3 separate regions of the Mus musculus genome follow, and regions 1 and 3 are each linked to region 2. Evidence: chromatin loops called from intact Hi-C (ENCODE). Cell type or tissue: left cerebral cortex. All regions are shown on one strand. Region 1 overlaps Rabgap1l (RAB GTPase activating protein 1-like). Region 2 holds the start of Cacybp (calcyclin binding protein). Region 3 overlaps Rabgap1l (RAB GTPase activating protein 1-like).

The links. A loop is a pair of places that touch in the nucleus more often than their neighbours do. Peaks named below come from ENCODE experiments on the same cell type or tissue, not always from the same donor. Only the 100,000 strongest peaks of a DNase experiment are listed, where the experiment ranks them.
Region 1: a loop joins it to region 2, with 4 times the contacts of the local background. A loop is called at or near these places in 8 of 42 quality-filtered maps.
Region 3: it touches region 2 in a loop (3-fold over the local background); 5 of 42 quality-filtered maps call a loop at or near these places.

Annotation. Positions count from the first base shown.
Region 1 is chr1:160,373,694-160,381,693 of GRCm38, reverse strand. The region is part of intron 18 of Rabgap1l (RAB GTPase activating protein 1-like); the gene reads left to right. Among named protein-coding and RNA genes, the nearest start is that of Mir1927, 82 kb to the right of the region's middle. In left cerebral cortex, CTCF peaks have their summits at 3,123 (motif pointing right), 3,871 (motif pointing right) and 5,573 (motif pointing left); DNase peaks (open chromatin) are centred at 2,941, 3,103 and 3,866.
Region 2 is chr1:160,209,888-160,217,887 of GRCm38, reverse strand. Cacybp (calcyclin binding protein) reads left to right here and starts at 4,996. Exons shown (of 6, transcript NM_009786.2): 1 at 4,996-5,241. The coding sequence starts at 5,221. In left cerebral cortex, a CTCF peak has its summit at 4,573 (motif pointing right); DNase peaks (open chromatin) are centred at 4,921, 5,431, 5,905 and 7,121; H3K4me3 peaks cover 3,149 bases; H3K27ac peaks cover 1,993 bases.
Region 3 is chr1:160,714,805-160,722,804 of GRCm38, reverse strand. Rabgap1l (RAB GTPase activating protein 1-like) reads left to right here. Exons shown (of 21, transcript NM_013862.5): 7 at 562-672. Among named protein-coding and RNA genes, the nearest start is that of Gm37083, 73 kb to the left of the region's middle. In left cerebral cortex, CTCF peaks have their summits at 4,849 (motif pointing right) and 7,881 (motif pointing right); DNase peaks (open chromatin) are centred at 4,857 and 7,904.

The DNA.
Region 1 (8,000 bases), 160 kb before region 2:
CAGGGCACTCACAGGTCACAGGTCAGCCTGTCACATTGGAAGCTAGCATGCTCTTATAGCATTCTGTGGAAAAAAACAGAAACTTTGCCCCCTTCCCCCCATATTAAGTATCTCAACAGGATCATGGCATGTGCCAATAAGTGGATCATTTTCATCTGACCTAGACATGATTATGTCTAGTTTTTAAAAATAAAAATGTGATTTAAATAATGTGCACGGGGATATAATTTCTCCCCTTCTTTGTTTTTTAAGAAGGTATAGTTTTTAAAGTTCTACAATACCTTGGCTTTGAGAATTATAAAATATCTCAGTAACATGTGTAACATTAAATTGTTGACAAAACATCTCTTGGAGGTTTTGAAAATAAAAATCTTGAAGCAAATAAATTTCTCTTTCTTAGATTTTTCTGTAACTAAAATCCTAAATATAAAAATATATTGTCTCTGAATCTTATGGAGCAATAACTACTCCCCAGAACTTTAAACTTCCCTTTAGAGGTGTGGCACATCTGTGAGCCTGTGACAGAGAGGATTGTCCTGTAGAGTGTTGAGATGCTCTTGGGACAGCTATCCTCTTGTGTACACAGCTATCCCTTGGCTTTTTTATGTTATAGTAATTCCCCTTGCTCCAAGCTACTTTACACATATGTTCTATTTCTAACTGAACTGCAAATTAAAAAAAAAAAAAGTTTTACTCCTCTCCTTTCTGTCTCCCAATTAGCACTGTAAATGCTGAATTAGCAGTCTGGACGCCTTGTAGCCTTGAAGGTCCCTCTTTAAGGACACTCTTCATTCCTTTGGTGATAACTAGCTTTTTTGTGGTAAATATTTGAGAGGAATTATTTTTTTAAGGGCAGAATTTAGGAAGACACAACAGTTGATTGCCACCAAGCATGATGACCTGAGTTTGACCCCTGGGAACCATATGGTAGAAGGAAAAACCAACTGTAGCAAGTTGTTCTGTGACCTCTATAAACCTACTGTAGTATACATACAAGTTGCCCTCCACAAATAAAAAATAAGTAAGAAAAACTTAGAAATTTCCTCCAAGGTTGGTTGCATAATTGCTTTGAGACGGAGGTGAGTTACAACTTAATTGTGGCCTAAACACATGGCAAAGGTTTCTCATCTAGGAATGGCCAGAAAGCAGTGAAAGACAGAAAAGGGTCCAGCCAGGGCTACAGCCCCAACCAGTCTACTTTTTCAGCAGGCCTCGCTGCTGAGAGTTTCCACAGCCCTCTGAGGCAGGATAGAAAGTCTTGGTGACAGGAGAAGGGGAAGAAGCCCCTCCCGCAGAGTCCACCTGAAGCCCCCACCAGCAAAAGTGGCAAGGATTCCAGCGCAGTAACCAGCGCTTACAGCCCTTCCCAGCTCTAAACCTGCCAGAGCTCCGTGAAGGTGTCTCCTGAGCAACCCTGGAATCTCACTTGTTGGAAGAGAGCAAAGGAAGGATTTCTTACCAGGCTTTCTGAGATATACTTAAGAGCCTCCTAATGACTAATTAGGTGTCGATGACTATTTCTAACTGATTAACTGTGGCTGTCTCTTGAGGAGCCTGTATCACATTTGAGTATGATTTGCTTTCTTCACCTCTCTCCAGCAAGCCCACACCCATGCTATTCACTGTATTTCCCGGCTTTCCCTCCTGACCCTCCTGCGTAAGACTATATTAAAATACCTCTAATAGGTCTCCTACTCTGCTGACCCGTCCAGCAGGTCCAGTTATTCGAGCGTCTCGAGGGGACCTTCTCCTAAGAACCAAATGGGGTGTAGAGAGAGACTAGAACCTTGTGCAATGAACGACACATGGAAGCAGTCTGAGTAGCATCAAAGTCCCAATGTATTAGCAAGGCTCAAGGTTTAAATGCACAAGCAAAAGGGGAAGTACTTCTCAGCAGGAGGGATGGGGCAGCGGAAATTTTTCTTTTGGCGACTACACGGGGAAGCAGGAACTTGGCAGTATCAGGGTACATCTTGAGGTCAGGACATCCAGCGCTGACTTAGGGCTGGAACAATCTGTGGTTGTTCTCGGAGCGGTGCGTCGGTGGCCAGCTTTTGACCCCCTTTTCTTCTTGTGGGGAGAGGCCCAATTCAGAGATCAGGACAATAGTGTTGTCTTAATAGCTCCCAACACTCTGCTTAGTTGTAAAGTGGCTAATCCCGAAATTATTTTTTTAGTGTTGGTACTACAATTCTGGTTTGGCTTGAGTTGACACCCCTAAAGCTTAGGGGAGCTCTTACTGCTGAGGGGAGCATATGAATCTGTTTCTGTTCTCTCAGTGATGACAATCAAATAGTGCCTTCAAGTTATATATATAATGATTGATCCATTAACTAGGTCAGAGCCATGTGTTCCAGTCTCTCTCAATGATTACATGTACCACGTGAAATGAAGGCTTCCACGTGAGCCTTTTGTGGGGGATACTTCATATCCAAACCACAATAACCTTACGGCCTGTCTCCCACAGAGTAGGAGGATATGGACAAAGTGGAGCTAAGTGTGGTCTCTACCTAATTTTCAACAGAATCCCCATTCCCGTTTGATGTAGCCTTTGCTGCCCACATTCCTATCAGTTTTCTGGTCTTCTAAGCCCTCACTTGAATGACTCATTAAGCTCTGCTTACATCATTCTAAGCTCTCTCTAGATCCTCCAAACTTGTCCATATTCCTCCTGCAAAGTAATCGCCCATTGTCCATCATATAGTAATGGTAATGACCCTACTTCTTAGAAACAATTCTCTGTCGGCCAGCCTTCAGGCATTGTAACAAATACTGGGATGATTATAAAGAGAAACTATTTAGTTTTGATCCTAATGTGTACTAGTCCATAACTGATTGGTCCTGTTGCTTTTGAGCCTGTGGTGAGGCAGCACCACATCACAGCCAGAGCCTTTATCAGCAAAACTGCTAGCATCAGAGCGGGAAAGAACAGGAGAGTACAGGGAGCGGGACCCCAGTCTGCTTCAGCAGCCTATCCTTGGTGTCCTAAATATTCCAGTAGGTTCTATCTCTTAAAAGATACTGCTCTCTGAGGACCAGGCCTCTGGCATACACTTTTTTTTTTTTTTTAAGATTTATTTATTTATTATATATAAGTGCACTGTAGCTGTCTTCAGCCTCACCAGAAGAGGGCATCAGATCTCATTACAGATGGTTGTGAGCCACCATGTGGTTTCTGGGATTTGAACTGGAAACCACTGGAAGAGCAGTCAGTGCTCTTAACAGCCAAGTCACCTCTCCAGCCCCTGGCATACATGTTTTGAAGGGTCATTCTGGATACAAGAATAAGGCATAACCCATCCTCTGTTAGTGTCTTTATATGGCCAAAGGAGAAATAAAGAAATGGACTTACTAGAGTGCCAACAGTTACAGAATTAGGAGCTGTTTGTGAGAAGTACAGGGACACATCATACACACACACACACACACACACACACACACACACACACACACACACACACAAGTTGTTTAGCACCAGACTGATGAGTTCAGTATTCCTTTGACCTACCAAAAGATAATTCCCACTTCCCATCCTGCTGCCCTTGAGAAGGACTAACGTGTTGCAGATGTTCGCCTGCATTGTAAAACCTTGCTTGAATACCATATGTGTTAGGAGAGGCACACATGCTAAAACTGGCAGTGAATTTTTCATCTCCTTGGCATTTGAAGAAGTACTTTAGAATTCAGAGTTCTTGTTTCTGTGCTCAGATATGGTGGCATAAGAAAAATTGAAGATTTGGTTGTATTTTCTTCAGTGTTTTAGTTAGATTGGAAAGCCCTGGGTTGGAGAGGAAACTGCAGTGGCTTTTGCTTGCAGCTCAGGTTTTTTGATTGTTTTTTCCTTTGCTGAAGGAACGGCTGCTCTCCTGCTGGTGGCAGCAGGGCTCTATGCATGCATAGCCATGGAAATGGTTTAACTACAGCACTGCTTACCTCCTCTAGTTTGTGTCTTCCGCATTCAACATCTCTCTGTATTTTAAGTACTTTATATTTTAATCTAATGTACCCTCCGTCTTTATGATAGATTCATGCTAAAAACAAACGAACAAATACAGATAGAGCTTGTAGTTACTGTAGAATTCTCAGGTAACTTTGTTTCAGAAGTAATGCATGCTGTGAAGTAGGGATCAGTATTAGGGAAGCCGGCATCACAGTGCGTGCCATCTAACTTTAAGTGTACTGAGGCAATCGTTCCTTGTTTAGTTCTCATCAGGCATCCAAAGTGCCCGGAATCAAGGGGAGCTTTTAGTAAGCCTGACCTTGTTTCAAGCAGCCAGTAATTCATTTGATCTCAGTGTACCTTAAGAAATATGAGATCATTTGGCAGAGACAGACTCAAACCTCCCTGCCCCACTTTTGTGAGTAAAGTAAATTCTAAGCATAAATTCATTCAAGCTTTCAACCCCCTACTTAAAAAACCTTTCGTCTTTATCTTCCACTTCTGTGTACCATTCTGCCTGTTAGTGTGGATATGTTCAGCATTCGTTCCATGGTCAACTACCCACATATGTTCTTGGTCCTGTCTTCTCTGCCTCACTTTCAAGAAGCCTATCAGAGTAGGTTGCCTCAGGTATTCAACAGACATTCTGAAAGCTCCTATTTTGTTCAAGTCCTAGGTTAGCAGTGTATGGTGAGGTAAGGGCTAAGATCTGGTGTTGTGAAGTTGTTGTAGTTGTAGTGGAAGAAGGTGGTGAGTGTACAATTATAGTTGTCCTGTCTTTTAGGGAACTTGTGGGCCAGTCACAGTGCCACACTCCTTTAATCCCAGCACTCAGGAGGCAGAGGTGGGCAGAGCTTCACTCCAACCTGATCTCCATAGTGAGTTACAGGCCACCAGGGCCACCTAGTCTCAAAAAAAAAAAAAAAAAAAAAAGTAAATATAGGTATAAGGTTGGCAACCTAAAGACAGGTTGCCAGCTTTATTCTGGGAATACCAGGAAAGATTTTTTTTTTAATTAAAGATCATAAGTAAACTAAACAGAGACTTTTAGACAGGAATAACAACATGCAAATGTTCACAAAAGAAGACATTCAAATAGTGTATAAATATTCAGCATCTCTAGCCATCAGAGAAATTAAAATTAAAACTACTTTGAGATAACATTCAGCTCAGATTGGCCATCATTAAGAAAAACAAATGAAGGGCTGGAGAGCTGGCTCAGCAGTTAGAACAGTGGCTGCTCTTCCAGAAGATTCAGGTTCAATTCCCAGTACATAAACTGTGATTCATAGCCATCTTTAACCAGTTCCAGGGGATCCAACTCCCTCTTCTGATTTCCACAGGCATGCACATTCAGCACAGACATGCATACAAGCAAAACATTCATAAAATAATGCAAAATATTTAAAAAACAGGAACAAGTAATATGGGGATATGGGGAAATAGTAACCTATAGTCCACTGTTGTAGCTGTTACGGCTATCAGTGTGAAGGGATCTGAAAAAAAAACCAAAAATAGGATTGGAGAGATGGCTCAGTGGTTAAGAGTACTGATTGCTCTTCCAGAGGTCCTGAATTCAATTCCCAACAACCCCATGGTAGCTCACAACCATCTGTAATGGGATCTGATGCCCTCTTCTGGTGTGTCTGAAGACAGCGACAGTGTACTTACATACATGAAATAAGTAAATCTTAAAAAAACAAAACAAAAAACTAAAAATAAAACTGTTAGATGACCCAGCTGTAGCACTCCTGGGCATGTGCTCAAAGGACTCCACATCCTATTACAGAGATATGTGCTCATCCTTGCTGCCTTCACTGTAGCAAGGAGATGAAATTGGGCTAGATGCACATGGACAAAATTGATTATGAAAATGTTATAAATACAATGGAGTTTTATTCTGCCTTAAAGGAAACTGGATTGGGCCCGGCAGTGGTGGCCCATGCCTTTAATCCCAGCACTTGGGAGGCAGAGGTAGGCAGATTTCTTAGTCTGAGGCCAGCCTGGTCTACAAAGTGAGCTCCAGGACAGCCAGGGCTATACAGAAATCCTGTCTCGAAAAACCAAAAAAAAAAAAAAAAAAAAGAAACTGGACTTATGAAAATTTTTGAAAAATTAATGGAACTGGAAAATACTGTGTTAAGTTAGAGAACCCAGATTCACAAAGACAAATACTCTGTGTTCTCTCATACATGACAATCTTAACCTCCATCTGTTAGATATATGTGTTCAGGACAATGGAGGCCAAGAAATAGAAAGGAGTCTTAGAGTGGGGAAAGTGAGAGAGAGGATTTAAGAGAGAACACAAGGAAAGCAACAGAACAAAGTGGAAGCAGGCATGAGCAGGGAGGCGGGGGGGGGGGGGGCAAGAGTGCAGCAGGGAAGGGGAGACAACGAGGGAGAGCATCAACCACGGGGAGTATGAAAACCACCTGTGCAAACTGCTACTCTGTAAACTCAGCTAAGTAAAATATATAAGAATAAAATAAGTTGTTAGGGAAGCTGGCCAGGCTGGATCCTTTGCTGTGAGGTGCTGAGGTCTTTATACTGCTGCTGTCAATTTGTGCTTTTCATCTGAAACTAGATTTTTTTCAAATTTTTTTATTTATGTGTGTGAGTGCTTTGGCTACACATATGTCTGTGCACTGCACGTATACATGGTCCATGGAATCCAGAAAATGGCCCTGGATCTCCTGGAACTGGGGTTGTGAATGTGTATAAGCCACCTAGAAATCCCATTTAAAAGCATGTTTGAACGTAACCAGTGTGCTGTAGATTTCTAATGCACACATGCACTATGCTTACTCTATCTTATTTACACACACACACATATTCACACATTCACAGAGAGAGAGAGAGAGAGAGAGAGAGAGAGAGAGAGAGAGAGAGAGAGAGAATATGTTGAAGCTATTCAGAGAACAGCTGACCTCTGTTATATAATTTTATTTGACTTGTACTATTGTGATATCAATTGATTCTCAAAGTGAGTCATCAGATTGTTGGTTGCATCACTTAGTCTATTGCCTATTGAAAAGTAATGCTAGTAATCCACACAGATAAAGAGGGTCATGACAGCTTATTGATCACTGTCAGTCTTTAACCAAAGTCCTAATTGTGTAATGATGGTGTACATTCCAGCATTTACAGTTTGTGAGGTGCACCTAAATGCCTTTTATGCAGTTGTTACAAATAATTGCAAGGGCCCTGTTTCCTACTAAGTACCTGAAGTGTACTAGATTCTGTGTCAAGCACTTTTGAAATGATCTTCCTGATCTTACATTTAATACAACCTAAGATTCACCATTTTAATGATTTTCCTGTGTGCAGTTTCTCTCTTGATGGCATTCCCATTCCCATACAATGCTAGCAGTTATCCCCAGTCTTCTTCATTGTCCCCAGCAGAGATGTGTAGGTCTTGCTCCTCTGCCTTCCCAGTCACCATTCTGTATCCAGTCTGTACCCTTGACTGTTTCAGGTACTTAGTATGTATGATGGCAGTGCTTGTGCCTTTCGCATAGAATAATAGCTAGCCCTTGATTCTAGCAGTCTTAGTACTGTTGGAGTGGAGTTTCATGAGTTAGTGTATGGTCTCAACTGGCTCAAGGCATAGGTCCATCTAGGCAAGTTATACAACAGAACCACAGTTGCGTCTGTCTTCCTGTGGAGCTAGTGTTTGCAACCTTAAGCTATGGTGTGTGTGCATGTTTTAAATCTTACAGATACTCTATAAAAAAAGAGACTTTATGTCTCACATGATACACCTAGTAACTCTCAGTCAAAATTCTCTGCCTTTTCATCTTGTACAGCAGGAAATTCTGAGACTGTAGTAAAATCAACCTGTTTCACAAGTGTTGCTTTTATATGACAGTGAAAAGAAAGCTTCTAGTGAAATTATTTAAAGGCTATACATATAAGATTGCCCCAATTAAAAAAAATGTCTCTGGTTGACTAGGATAGAGATAGAGAAACCCAGAGCCATTATATGAACAAATAATTGAATTCAGCCTGCTGAACTCACTGGCACAAAGGATCATAAAATTAAAATACTCTCTGCTCTTGG
Region 2 (8,000 bases):
CATGGTGTCTCTTCATAGCAATAGAACACCAAGACAGTAATCAAGGCTGTCCTCAAGCGCCCAGCAATCCTGTTTCAGGGTTGATACTGTAGATATGAATCACCACGCCTAAGATGATTTGCTTCTATATGATATACATAGGGACTTTGTAGACAGGTAAAGAAACCAAATTGGGTTTGTTTTGTTGACACTCTTCAGATGTGAGACTTGAACTATTAAAAATGCTTCCTAAAGAAGTTGGGGTTGGAGAGATATCTTAGACATGAGAGAACTCTATTCTGAGAGTTTAAAAACTAAGCTACTAAATCCTTGAAACTGGATATGAAACAAAACATGTAAATTAAAGAAGAGTTTTTATTTGGCTCACAATTCGATTACAGTCACGTGGTCATAAGTTTTTGCTACGCTTTGAGCTCCCATGTGGCCGAATGCTTCCAGCCACCTGCTCAGGAACTCTCTGGATCCATGAATGAAACACACACACACACACACAAGCTTATTTTTTTAAATGCCTTGGCTACTCAAAGGCTAGGCACTTCTAATCCTCTACCTGCTACCCAAGGCCCAATGGGGGAAGTAGCCAGTGGCTCTAAGGGTCCCACTCTGTGCCCAGCCATTGTCCATTGGTATCTTTATTGATCGATCAAAAACCAATTGGGGACAAGGACCTTTAGTGTTTGGGCACACAGATTTCTTATTTAATCAAAGCATTAGTACCAGTCTCCAACATAGTCCCATCATTCAGGGAAGCCATGGTGGCTTTCTTGTATGGGGGAGAGATGAGTAAAGTATCTACAACTCCCAAGTAAGTAAACTTTCCTATGGGGGAGAGATGAGTAAAATATCTACAACTCCCAAGTAAGTAAACTTTCCTAACAGGAAAAAGGCTAATAAGCTTTAGGTAGCAAAAAGGTATAAAGAACAGCATGAGACTGGTGTGGGTGAAATGGATTAGTCAGCTGTGTAGTCTTTGATAATTGAACTTGGTTCACCTATACTCCCTAGTTGTTCAACCAAACACTAAGCATTGCCATGAAGTCATAATTAAACTTTATGTAGGAGAGAGCTTGAATAATCAAGGTAGGCATAGTTCTACCCATTGTAATGTCTTGAAAACAAGACAGGCTGATCCTTGCATAAGAATTAAGTTCCAACCACTTCATGTTCTCTTTTGGGGGGGAGGGGGAGAGGGAGTATACAAGAAAGGATTTCTGTGTAGGACAGCTGGCTGTCCTGAAACTCACTCTGTAGACCAGGCTGGTCTACAGATCTACCTGTCTCTGCCTTCCAAGTGCTGGGATTAAAAGCATGCACCTCCATGCCCAGCTTCAGCTCATGTTCTTCCTAGCCTCTTGTGGATAAACCATGGGGCACACTCTATCTATGATCTCCCAATCCAGTCTCCCTGTCCTAACAGGCTTTGGATTTGCTTAGCCAATTTCTAATGTGTACTTACTCTCTCATTCTCTCCTAGGAGTTCACTCCTTTTAAGTAATGAATAGACATGATCTATGTGATGACTTTGAGAGCAAGCATTCTAGGCAGTAGAAAAAGCAAATTATAGACTTGTGAGATAGAAAACTACACTAAACAGTATGCTCATGAAACAACAGAAATGCCATTGTTTAAACCAGGGAGAAAGTAGAGGTAACAGTAAAGGGTATGAGAAGTGTTTGAGTTTCTACACATTTTAAAGATGAAGTCAGCTGGACTTGCTATATATATGATATATGGCCTAAGATTGAAGATTCAATGTGACTCTTGGGCCTAAGTAAGTAAGATGATTAGGTGATGCTTCCATGGAGTACACTGAAATATTTGTTCCTATTCCAGTCATTTGTTTATTGTTTGCATACTTTAAAAATTGAAATATAAAATATATACCTGCTAGGTCATTTCACTAACTTACAGGATCTTGCTATTTTGTGCTGCTGAGTTCAAATGATCTTTGTATATTTCCATTAGCCCACTAGTAACATGACAAGGCAACATAGTATAAAGGTTCCTCCATCTTGCATTCTTGCTGAGGTCAATTTAGGTTTAATTAGAATTTGATTATCTTGATGGAAAATCCCATAGATTACCCAACACTGTTCTAGAAATCCAAGGTCAAAATGCCCCAACTAACTTTTCTTAGCTTCTGGTAAACCAGCTGCTTGTGTAAACCTTCCCTTCCAGCTAACACCACTTAGCTTTTGTTAAAATGCTAGCTTGCACAAAACTTCCCCTTGCAACTTCTGAGCTACCACGACATGGTTTTTGCCTCCCTTACTACAAACACGCAGTGCTACACTAGGATCCTAAATACCCAAGTGTAGGCCCAGCTGGACTAAAGACTTTCAATTGGCTATAAACTGCATCAGAGTAGTCATCTCTGATGGGATCTCCACAATAGTAACACTTGTCACCTTGAAAAGCTCCCTCGTAGGCCTTAGGTATAAACTACCAAACCACACAAATGTTATACTTACAGCTCATACCACTGTAACCTATACCCAAATCAAATAATAATACTGTTAGGTTTCTAAGAAATCTAGGTCTCAGTGTCTGTGAGTCCTCCCAGCACTCCTCACCCAACCCTCTACCCTAAACCTCTCCCTTTCCTGGAGTCTGGGCTTCTGTTTCCCTTCTTCCAGTTTGATCCCTGAAGGGACTCTAGCCAGCATGAGCATGGCACACGTGGCTCTGGCAGGCCTTGCTCTTTTCCCCTATACCCTCTGCCCACTGAAAACCTTTAGATCACATTTTTAAAGTCAGCCACCAAGGTCTGTTCCATTTTTGAACATTTCCTGAGGCTATCAAGGTCCAGCTATCAAAGTATTTAAATCCAGCAACAAAAAGCCCCCCTTTCCCACCCTAATAAACATGACCAATTAAAATGAAACACCTCATCCTAACAGGGCATTTGACTTTTATAAACTGCCTAAGGGCCAGTTGATACCTTTCTAACAGTCCCAGGAGATGGTGCCAAGTCAAAGGTGCTAAAAGCAGGATGTCTCCAGAAACCCAATACCCACTTAAAAGCCAGTGTTCCTCCCTTAACAAATCTGTTCTTTTTTTTTTTTTATTGTAATTGTGCTTCTTTGGGGATGCTCCTTTGTTCTCTCCCAACCTGGACTCCTCTCTTAATCAGAGACAGTCCTTTGTCCCTCTAGGACAAATAGCCCTTCACTCTCTACCTTGCTCCTTTCTGCTTCTCCTAGGCCTCTATCTGTTGCTTGTCCCACTAGAGGAAATAAATCTTTGTGTTGAGAATTTGGACTTGGGGTGTCTTGTGCCAAAACCAGTCCCTATATAACTCAACCATTTTTGCTACTTAGGTCTCTTGTTTGAGTCAGCCTCTCTTGGTCTGAGAAGGTTAGGCTGACTCCATGACAGGCTTTAAATTGACCGTTTGACTGGGTAAGGCCAGTCCGCAGAAGCTGCCTCACCACCTGGCCTGAGGCAAGGACAATGGGTCGGCACCAGTTTCCAGACTTCTTCAGCAACAGTTTTTAGTCTCCATGCCCGAGTAATGGAATGTCGATAGAAATGGGGTTAGAGGTCATCCCCTAGGGAATAAATGGAATCTCCTAACATGCATTAAATCAGGCCTTCAAGCTCACTTGGTTGACTCTTTATTTCTGGTAATGGGAGACTCCAGCACCGCTGGACTTCTGCAGAATAAAACACTCTGTGCGTTTACATACTGTTTGAGCCTAGGGTATGATTCTTAGACCATTCATGGACTCTTACAGGTTCAAGGCCCCTCTTGCTCTTATGTTGTATTTAGTCTAACAGTCATGTTCGACCTGGACCCTTCCCTCTGCCTGTCTTCCTTATAGCTACAAAAAAAAATTAAAAATAATAAAAAAAATCTTCTCCATACTTTAGAAGTAGCCATGTCCTCCTCCTTTTTATTTCACCTTTTCATAAACTTCAAAGGGTGGCACCTTTCTGTCATTGTCCACTCCAGAAAAGGATTGTTTTTATTTTTATCACTATAGGCCATGGGACTGGTGGTTTGAGACTTTTATTTAAGTTGCAACTATACACGACATACATCCCTGTCTAACTTGTCATTTTGTGCAAGTTTGTGTGAGAAGTTCGTACAGGTTGCATGCCTTAATGTTACATTAATATAAAGTGTAGTGTAGCAGCATTTTCCTTGACTTGCTGATGCTAGTAACTCCCCTAAGCATCTGTAAGCTGACAGCAGATTGCTCTACCTCCCAATGGGTACTGTTTGTTTTCTGTCTCGGTTTACTGGGTGTTATGGACGTCTCTATGCTGTCATAATTAAGATAATTTGAAAAACGGTTTTACGCTGGGGGTTTACTAATCCGGGCTGCTGCAACCCAAAGTCCTAAGAATTCCTCCACATTTTACGTGGAAATTCACTCAATCCAAACCCTGCTGAAAATACAAAATAAACCGCTAGTAAAGAGCGAAGGCAGTGGAAAACTTCGTATCAAGAGCTCATATAGGCAAGGGAGAATGGAGCGTTCGGCCACTTGAAACCGTGCCGCTTTCCACCACGGCGCCCAGAGCCAGTCAGGAAGCCCGTGCAACCTTCCTACAGTCCCACGAGATGGCGCCACGTCAACGGTGCTAGACGCAGGACGCCTCCAGAAACCCAAGGCCCACTTAAAGCCATTGTTCTACTTAGGAGCCTTCCTCCCTTAACAAATCCGTCCTTTTTTGATGGTAGTTGTGCTTCTTTGGGGGCGCTCCTTTGTTCTTTCCCGATACCTCAGAGCTGCCGAAGACAAGATGGCGGCCTGGCAACTCCGCATCGCACCAGCGGAAGCAGCCCTTCTCGAGACACTTCCTATCGGGTCCCCAAACCTTTGAAGGTTAGTTCCGGGGCTAGGTCTGGCCGCGGTTGCGAGCTGCGACTGCGCAGCCCGGTTCTGCCGGCGCGGAACGACGTCTCAATCGCTGGGGCGGAAGGAAGTGGCTGGACGCCTCCTGAGCATTCGATCGCTCGCGAGAATTGAGCGTTGCTAGGCAACCAGCCTGGGGGCGGGACTAGACTCGGAGGGGCGGGGCCTTGGGAGGCTCCGGTGGAGCCTTGCGAAGGTTCCAGAGCCGTCTCGTGCGGAGGGCGGGCCGCCGTGTCGCGCCGGGTCTGTGGAGCTCGCTGCCGGCGCTGCGACGCTCGTGGGTGGCGTGTTCGGCTTTTCCTGTCTGCTTCGGTGCACCGCTGCAGCTCCGGCCTCGGGTCTGACGCGCGACGGCATGGCTTCCGTTTTGGAAGAGGTAGGGGTCGGCCTGGACCCACCGGCTCGCGCCGCCGGGCGGCGGCTGCTTTCCCGGGGCTGATGTCCTCGGCTCTGCCCCCGTCGCGGGCCCGCGGCCTCTACGCCGCCGCCTGCCTGGGCCTGAGTGTCCCGGCCGCGGCTGGAAGGTCGGGGGTGTGTCTGGATCCCAATTTTTGGCGCGGTTCGTGGTAGGCTCGCGGGTGGCGGTCCCCTCTCTCCATTGCCTGAGGTCTTCTCGGCTCCCGGTTCCTGGCCAGGGATCAGAAACCTTCCTGCAAAGCTCTGAGCTCCGGGCCGGGGGCCATGGGAAGGAATTCCCATGCCCGCATGACTAGTCATGGTCACCGCTTTCATTTTATAGGTGGTTATACATACATTCTCTGTATTATTTCTAAACGCCCTGGACAGTGCTTATGGTTTCAGTTTTTATTTAGCAGTGCCAGTGGCGGACCTGCAGGCCTTACACACGCTAGGCAAGCTCTCTACCGTTCCGGTATACCCCCAGTCTTTATGTATAAAAGCAATTTTTAAAAAGTTACTGGGAATTGAGCAGTAGGTACGACTAGGAAATTGCCTGGCGTGTGTTTTTAGATTTGTAAAAAATGAATGTGAATGACTTGACTTTTTGGATCCTCGAGGTCTCCATAGCAAGAGTAATTGAATTGCCGGGTTTTGGCCAATACAGGTTTTATGTGATTGACATATTGTTTTCACAGAAACATTGGCTGTTAAGATTTGCTTTTCGGAAACTTCTCCCTCACTTAGAAATCATGGGCTTTAAACACATAAAAATTAGGAAGTTAAAGTATTCATCTGGGTATCTTGCGACAAGATAGGCAGGCACCACGTGCTCACTGGGAGAGTGGAGAGGGTGGCTTAACAGTTGTGCAGCATTAATTGTCTCCAAAAGAGAAGGGACTTTAGACTTGGAGCTATGCATATAGGGGCATGTTTTTCTTCTGAGATTAAAATTCACCTTATTCAATCATATTAAGATGTGAAATTCAACTTTTTCTGTCGTACAACCATCAGTGTTACCTAGTTGCAGACTATTTTCGTTTCCTTAAATAGAAATCCATTGTAGGTGCTCCATCTACTTAGGCTGGAGCCTTAGGATTTTCTAGTTCAGTCGTGGTATCAGTATGGCATTCCTTTGGGTGGTTGAATACTGTCCCATTGTACAGATGGAATTCCTACTCTTCTGTTTCTCCATCTTGCCGATTGTGATTTCTTGTAAACAAGTTTTGTTTTGTGGGCATGTTTTTAGTCCGTGTAATTGCCAAATAATAGGGAAAGTCTTAGGAAGCTACCGTTTCCACAAGAATTGCACAAAAGGTGCCATTTCTCCACACATTCACTAACATTTGTTATTTTATTGGGTGGTTTTTGTTCATATGCTAACATCCACATGAGGGTGTAGTACCACCTCATGCATTGGCTATGCATCTTCATAGCTGTGTGCATCTATTTGTGTGTGTACCTGGTGTCCAATTCCATGTCTTTGTGGAGGAGAGTTGGGTTCTTCCATTTTGAGCAGTTGGGTGGGAGTAGGTCTCACTGAGTACCCCTCACTTGGTCTTTGAGATACACTTGCCTCCAGAGTGGCAGAACTAAAGGCATGTGCCACCAGGCCAGACCGAGCCCCTATTTAACAACTGGGAAACAGATTCAAAGGGAGATAAATGTTTATGTATAGAAAACAAATGCATGCCAAGAAGGCAAGAAAAAGTGGACAGGAAACTGTTCTATCTAATCCCAGTCAGAACCTACACTGTCAGTGGTTTCTGGGCTGTGAATACAAAAATCAAGCAATGGTTCTCCTGTAGGTCGCATCAGTTGGTATCTTACTAAAGAGTCCATTAGAGCGAAAACTGGGAGGGCCTGGGAATTCTGCCATGAGTCAGCTCAAAAAAAAGATTCCCATTCCAGTTTAAAGCAAAACCTTTTCCTTTCTCCGTTTGTTAAGTAAAGCTCTGTCCTAGGAATAAGTACTTGCTTTGCTTTTAATATTTTTTTTTATTATGCTGATATTTAGAATCTGTGGTAAAGTCCCACCAACCCACTTTCACCAACAGTGGTACTTGATAATCCATATGAATTTTGAAACCACTGAAAAACTTTGAATGAAATATCTTGATTCTAAATTCAAAAGATGAGTGACAGTTTTGCAGTTTTGGATCTTAGAGTCAAGTTTCCTTGGGATTGTAGACCGGAGTTTCACTGTTGTGCTTTTTATAAACTGTTAGGAAATCATAATATAATGGCCACAGAGTAATGAGCTATTTGAGCTATTTTTTTTTTTTTACTATCTAATATCTAGCATTTAAAATATTTTAAAATTATTTTTTATTTCTTGAAATTATAATAAATATAAATATAATAAATCATTTCCCTCTTCCTCCCTCCAATCCCTGCCATTTGCACTCTTTCAATTTCATAGTTTCTCTGTCTCATTTTTTTTTCATTGTTGCATACATAGTCTGTGTGATGTTACTAGTAGGTAAGCTCAGGGCTGACCGTTTGGTACTGGGCTCTTCTGGGGAAGACTTTCTCCTGCCCTCAGCCTCTCTTTGGAGCCTGTTCTTGTGTAGAGTAGTGACACCCTAGGCTTTCCTTGTCCACATTAGCATATCTATTGTCATCTTTGTTCAGTTCAAGTTTAGGCTTTCTCGCTGAGATGTTTTTGGGTGGGTGTAACCTCTGCTTGCTAGGAGTCAAAGTCTTACAACAAGCTCCTTGATCCTCTAGCTCTTAAAA
Region 3 (8,000 bases), 500 kb before region 2:
AAATTTCTAGAAACTATGTTGCTAGTTATAAAATTGTTATCTATCTGTATGAAGTGAGATTCAATATGTCTTAAGAATATAGTGTTCTTGGGCTGGAGAGATGGCTCAGCAGTTAAGAGCACTGACTGCTCTTCCAGAGGTCCTGAGTTCAAATCCCAGCAACCACATGGTGACTCACAACCATCCGTAATGAGATCTGACTCCCTCTTCTGGAGTGTCTGAAGACAGCTACAGTGTACTTACATATAATAAATAAATAAATCTTAGAAAAAAAAAAGAATATAGTGTTCTCACTGTGCTGTGCTGGTGTATGCCTTTAATCCCAGCATTAAAGGAGGCAGAGGCAAGCTGGATCTGTGAGTTCAAGGCCAACCTGGTCTACAGAGTTGAGTTTCAGGCCACCCACATGGAGAAACAAAAACAAATAAAAACAAACAAGCAAACAAATGAGAACCTCAAAGAATATAGTATTCTTGGTTTAATACCTTGTTATTTGGTTCTTATTTTAGAATGTTACAACCTTTTTCTGTTACTAATTTTTGTTCTTTTTAAATATTTCAGTCCCGTGCCTAAGGATAGAGATAAATTTTATTTCAAAATAAAGCAAGGAATAGAGAAGAAGGTTGTGATTACAGTTCAGCAACTGTCTAACAAAGAATTAGCTATTGAGAGGTAAGTACTTGTCCTTTCATCATACCTCACCCTGGTATTGGCACTGCTAATGTGCTTCAGATTGGATCTCTGTTGTACTGTTTATGTTTCTACCACACCAACATCCCTCCTCCCTCCCTCTCACCCCTTACTGCCCTTACAGATCTCCTCCTACTGATTCAGCCCTTTGGTTCATACCACCCTTTTTTGTTTAACACTTATTTACATCTAGGGAAAGCAGTTATTTAATCTTGTATCTTCTAAAGATATATATTTGGTATTTGTGTGTGTGTGTCTTTGTCTCTGTGCATATGTGCATATGTGCATGTGTGCATGTGTGCATGTGTGTGGAGGCCCCAGTCTCAGGTATTGTTCCGGAATCCTCAGGTGCTGTCTACCTTTGAGGCAGGGTCTCTCATTGACCTGGAGCTTGTTGGTTAGGCTAGGATAGCTGACCCCTGAGCCCTAAGGATCTGTTTCTCTCCATGTCCCCAGGCTTTGTAATAATGTACATATTACTGTACTTGCTTTTTAAATTATTGATTATTTTATTTATTCACATTTCAAATGTTGTTCCCCTTCCTGGTCTTCCAAAGGGAAGTTCTCCACCCCTCTCCCTGTTGCTTTAAGAGGGTACTTCCCACCCACCCACACACTCCTGCCTCACCCCTCTAGCATCCTACGTTGGTGCAACAAGCCTCCACATGGCTCCTCTCCCATTGATTCCAAATGAGGCCATCCTTTGTACATACATAGCAGGAGCCATGGACCCACCCATGTATACTCTTTGGTTGGTGGTTTAGTTCCTGTTGGTTTTCCTGTGGGGTTGCAATCCTCTTCAGTTCCTTCAGTCCTTCCCCTAACTTTTCCATTGGGGTCCCCAGGCTCAGTCCCATGGTTAGCTGTGAGTATCTGCATCTGTCTTAGTCAGATGCTGGCAGAGCCTCTCAGAGGACAGCCATACCAGGCTCCTGTCTGTAAGCACATCTTGGCATAAGCAATAGTGTCCAGTTTTAGTGTCTGTTGATGGGATGGATCCCAAGGTGGGGCGGTCTCTGGATGGCTATCCAGAGACCATACTTGCTTTATAACCTTGGTTTTGGGAATCAAACTCAGGTCTCGTATATATGCTGTCAGCACTTTACTGATTAAGCTATCCTTACAGTCCAAAGGATATGTGTGTTTGTGTGTGTGTGTGTGTGTGTGTGTGTGTGTGTGTATCTATTTAATCAAATTTTTGGGTTCCATTTTTTGTTTGTATGGTGTTTTGCCTGCCTTTGTGCCCTTGCACCATATAAGTACAGTACCCAAGGGAGCCAGAAGAAGGCTTCAGATCCTGTGGAGCTGAATGAGTTATAGACGGTTGTGAGATGTGATGTGGGTGCTGGGAACTGAACCCAGGTCCTCTGCAAGAGCAATAAGTCTGATTTCTTCACTGTTAATGTTTCCCCACTTATAACAAGTAAGTAATTTGTAAAGGGACATTTTAAGACTACAAAGAAGACAAAAAAAAAAAAACTAAAAAACAAAAAAACAAAAAAAACAAAACCAAAACCAAAAAAGCCCAAACCAAAACTTCCAACAACCCAAACACTGATCCTTGTTAAATGTCCTTTTTGACTTAGCATTCATTTGTGGCTCATTTCTGTTTCAGTTAGCTTAAATAGAGTAACCTTGATGAATGTTTGTGTAGTTGAGTACCATATTATATTTTCTTTACTAACTTGGTTAAACATTTACTTTGAAAATAAAATAGAAACTAATAACAGGAGTGTTACATTTGCCTATTACATTTGTGAAATAATTTTATTCATCCTCTTCAGTAACGTTCAGTTTTAGTGTCTGTCAGCACTAGGCTTCTTAGAGCACATATATTTTTTCCAGAGCACAACATCTCAACTTCTGCTGCTTAAATTATTTGAGAGAAACCTTTTGAATTATTATATGTTATTATTATCAGACATTTTCCAAAGATTTATACATGTTAGGATAATTGATTTTAAAAGTAATTCTATATTTCACCACCTACTATATTGTTTTTTTTATTATTTCTTTTCCTTCTTCCTCCTCTTTTTGTGATAGAGATTGAAGCCAAGACCTTGTAAGTGTTAGACAAGTACTATTCATGATCTATCAGTCTTTCTGTCTGTCTGTCTATCTATCTATCTATCTATCTATCTATCTATCTATCTATCTATCTATCTATCTATCTATCTATCATCTGTCTTTGAGATAGGATCCCGTGTACACTAGACTGATATTGAGCTGTATGTAGTTAAACATGACCTTGGATTTACTGATCTCCTTGCCTCCTCTTCATAAGTGCTGTCATTACTGGCAGGTGGTACCATAACAGGCAACCTCTATTCTTTATGTTCTGAGTATGGGTGTTTTGCCTGCATATATGCCTGTGTATGGTACCACTGGAGGCCAGATGAGGGTATCAGACCACCTAAACTAGAGCTTACAGATATTGTGATCTGTCATGTGGATCTGGGGAATTGAACCCAGGTCCTTTGGAAGATAATTAGTGCTCTTAACTGCTAAGCCACGTCTCCTAATCCCCTATTTCTTAGATTTACTTATTTTTACTTTATCTGTATGAAATGTTTTGCTTATTGTATGTCTCTGCACCTTGTCGATGCTGTGTGTGAGGTGCCAAAAGAGGGTATTGGATTCCTTTGGAACTGGTGTTCTATAAGGTTCTTAGTGGCTGAAGAGGCACTGGGAATTGAACCCATGTCCTCTTGAAGAACAGTTAATTCTTTTAACCATTGAACCATCTCTCCAGCCCTCTATTTCCTTATACATTGACAAAGAGAAATTATATATGTTTGAGACTACATAAAATTTATTACAGAATGATTATTTTAATATAGCAATATTTCCTCAACCTTTAAGATAACTGTTTTGCTAGTGTGCTCCACATATACCATTGCGTTCATGTACACGTGCTGCTGTCATATCCACTCTATCACCTTCTCTTGATGCCCTCTCATCTTGTTTTGCTCCTTTTCCCAAATACTTCCCTTTATACTTTTATGCTACTCTCACTGTAAGTTACGACTCCACTGTGTACAGTTTCTTTGTCCAGTCATTCAGTGCAGGTTCCTAGGCATACTCTAAAACTTGGTTATTATGAATAGTACTGCAGTAAGCATGGGCATGCAGGTATCCCTGTTCTGACCCCTTCATTTCCTTCTGAGTCTACACTAGAGTGGTGCAATGGGAGTGGGCGGTAGTTCTGTTTCTAGTTTTGTGAGGAACTGGTAGTGATTTCTCTAATGGCTATACTAACTTGCATCCCTCCTCAAGCGTGAATGAGGAATTTGCACCTTAACTCTCCCATCTTTGACAGCATTTATTTCTTGTCTTCTTGGTGCTAGCCATTCATTTTACCTGGACTAAGATGGAATCTCAGTTTAGTTTTTATTTGTGTTTACTCTTAAAGGCTGCTGCTCATTTTCTCATGGACTTAATGGTTATTGTACTTTATTTGAGGACTGCTTGGGTCATTTGCTCATTCACTTATTGGGTTATTTGTTCTGGCTTTTAGGTTTTATTTTCTATATGTTTTGGAAATTAATCTCTTGACACACGGATAACTGCTTAAACTTCCTTTGGTACTTGTCACCCTTACCGAAGCTTCTTAATGTATGCAGTCTCATCTGTTAATCCTCGCTATTATAGTCTGGGCTAATGGAGTTCTAGTCAGGAAGTCATTGCCAATCCTTTTATGTTGAACTGTTTTCTGCTTTTTTTCCCCTAATAACTCAAAATTATAAGGTCCTTTATCCATTTTGAGTTGATTCCTATAACAGGTAAAATAAGATAACTATCTTGATGATAATCTCATACTTTTAGCTATGGGTTATAATTAGTAGTGGTTAATAAATTCATTCAAATTATTTCATTTCTCTTCTCTTCTCTTCTCTTCTCTTCTCTTCTCTTCTCTTCTCTTCTCTTCCTCTTCTCTTCTTTTCAAAGGTGATTTTCTTAGTATATGGGAATTGGCTTGAACTTGCTTTAGGCTGAGTTTTGATCAAACAATTATTCCTTTGGCAAAATTATCTATGATATGGGAGATTTTTGAAAATACTTAGTTTAACCTGTTTTCAAAAGAAACAAAACCTGCCTCTTATTATGCCAAATGTATTTAATGCCTTTAAATCATAAACTGTAAATGGTAGAATTCGATTATTCCGGTAGGTGGCAGTCTCATCAAGAGAATTCTTAACACTGGAATCTACACAGGTACTAACAGTCAATTTGTAATAGAAAGACAGTTGATGTGAAAGAATATAGTTCAGATTACATAATATGAGCGTTTTTTGTCAAAGAGAAAATAAAATTTGTTTAAAAAATATATCAAGGTAAAAATATGAAATCTCCATTATATTCCAAAGTAGAAAGAATAACACATTAAATCCCAGGTGCACACAGCACCCATCTAGAATTCTAATTTTTAGGTTTTTTTTAATACTTCAGATTTAATAGGAAACAAGCTACTTCTTTATTTTTTTTCAATCACAGGCACCTCATATAGTGATATTTCATATATTGATATACTGCTGCTGTCTCTCTCAGCCCCTTTATCAGAAACTACTATTTTGTTTATCTCAGCTCCTAGCACAGTACTTGAAATACAGAGTCTTATAGTTAGGTAGTTGAATCTTACTTAAGCCTTCTCTTCTGTGTGCTGTTGTAGGCAGTGTGACCTATGGAGTGTAGGTGCTGTGATTGTGTATGTTTCACTGCTGAGGCATGGAGGTTTGACAGTCGTCAGACGGATGATTCTGAGTTGAGACGTTCTACTACTAAAATTCATGTTTCTCTTTCCTGCTTCGTTTTGAAAAGATAATGGAGTATATAAAATTTTATTGGCTAAATGTTTTGAAACATGAAATACATTATTTAACTCTGTCTGTACTGTACTATATTTTAAAAGAAGAGAAATGAGAACTGCTCCCTGTCTCCACAATATCTGTTGTATTTTCCTTTCCTGACTTACCCATGTTGACATATAAATGTGACATATGAAGCTGTAAGACCTGAGGGAAGAGATGTTACTGCACTGTTCTGTTTCTAGGGTTATCTTCTTGTGTGTTGCTTACATTTTTCTTGGCCATTCTCAATTTTTATTTTTAAATTTTTTGTTTGTACATATATGTATGACTGATGTTTGAATATGTGTACGCAGCAGAGTCATGGAAGTGGCTTTCTCCTTCCACCTCTGTGTGACTCCCAGGATAGCATGTCTTGGGATAGAATGAAGGTTGTCAGCTGTGGGTTTTGAATGAGATATCTCCAATAATATCAGGCATTTGAACACTTGATTCCCAGTTGATGGTTCTGTTTGGGAAGTTTAGGGAGGTTATGTTTGTTGGAGGAAGTATATCACTGGATGCTAGCTTTGAGAGTTTAAGGGCTGCTGTTGTTTCAGGTTGTCTCTCTCTGCTTTGTGACTCTGGTTCAAGCTATGAGCTCACAGCTCCCCTCTACTACTGCAATGCCTTCACTGCATAATCACAGAATTAGCTCTCTAGAGTCATAAGACCAAATAAACTCTTTGTTCTTTAAGTTGCCTTAGTCCTGGTGGTTCATTACAGTGTCACAAAAGTAAATAATACCAATGCTGTTATCAGAGTGGGCTATTGCTGTGACAGACCTGACTGTGTTGTGTTTCTGAGAAATGTGGAAGACTTTGAATGTTGGAGTCAGAACACAATTGAACACCATAGAGGAGCTTACTGGGTCATTATGATGGGAGCTTGGAAGACAGTAGTGCTGTACATTATTCCCTGCCAGACAAATATGTGGCAAAGGTTTTCTCTCAGCTTGTAGGCAGTCTCTTTATGTTGGTAATCATTTTTAATTTTGATTTAATTTGTATTTAATTTTTATATAGTCTCATGTATAATCCATGCTGGTATGTGTTGGACTGTTAGAGTCATATTCAGGAAGTTTTTTTGCCTTTACCTATATCACTCTCTTGTTTGTGTCTTTGAAACACATTCTTTCACTTCCTGTCGCACTGCCTGACTTGGGACTCACTGTGTAGATCAGGATAGCTTTAAACTTACAGGAATTCTCCTGTCTCAGCCTTCTGAATGCTGATAAAAATGTATACTCAACAGCTATTGTATGAAATGTTTTCAGTATATTCATTGTCTGATTGCTTTGTTCCATGACTCAGTTTACATGTTTGCTTGTGGATTTTCTTTTTAAATGATTTGTCCACATAGAAAAGTTCAAGTCTGACCCATTTACTATACTTAAGTATCCTTCTCCCTTTATATTTAACAATGCGTACTTTTATGTGTTTGGAAAACACGGTTACATGTGTTGCCTCTTGTTGACTTGGCCCTTTTATCAATAATGAACTTCATTAACTCTTTACATCTTCTCGATGTTTACTTTCTCTGAAATTATTGCTATTGTTGCTCATATTTTGTGTTCTCTCTCTCTCTCTCTCTCTCTCTCTCTCTCTCTCTCTCTGTGTCTCCGTCTCCCCCCCCCCCCCACATTTTTTCTAGCCCTTTACTCTCAGTCTATGCTTTTCTTTGCCTACAACTAGGATTGTGCCACCACGCCTGGCTTATGTAATGTATTCTTATATGCTGATTAATGTCTTAAGAGTTCATTTTATTGTTGATAATTTGTTTGTTTGTTTTGGATTGCCATTTGAAATAGGTCTTACTATCTATCCCTGGTTGGCTAGGAACTTATAGTGTAGACCAGGTTGGCCTTGAACTAACAAAGATTCATCTGCCTTTGCCTATGACCAATGGGATTAAGAGTCTGTGCTCCCCTGCTTGGTGGAGTAAACTAGAAAACAATCCTTAGTTTGAAAATGTATAGATTTAGAGGAAATTGTATCAACATTACAAAGAGGTTTCATGTGCAGGTATCCAATTCTCACCAGTGGAAACCCTTGCATAGCTATAGTTCAGTATCACAAGTAAGAAATTGACATTAACAAAATCTGCAGACCTCAGACCTCTTTTAATTTTTTTTTTTTTTTTTTTTTGGTAAACAGCATCCTACTATGTTATAGTACACATTTCTCAATTTATTGGTTTAAATATTTGTGTAAACTGTGAAATCTTTATAGTATTCTATATGTCATTTGTCAGTTTATTCTTGTCTCCAAATCTCTCATACCTGATTCATGGAACTTTAGACAGTTCTCCTTTTCCAGAAAACACAATATTCAACAGTGGCAGTAGAGGGTGCTGGAGGGACACTTCAGGGAGAAAGTGTGTTCCCCTTCTGATGTGCTGTGATTATTTTTCTTGTTTTTGCCACAGATCTGGGAATGATGCTGGATGCTAGTTGTACATGCATGC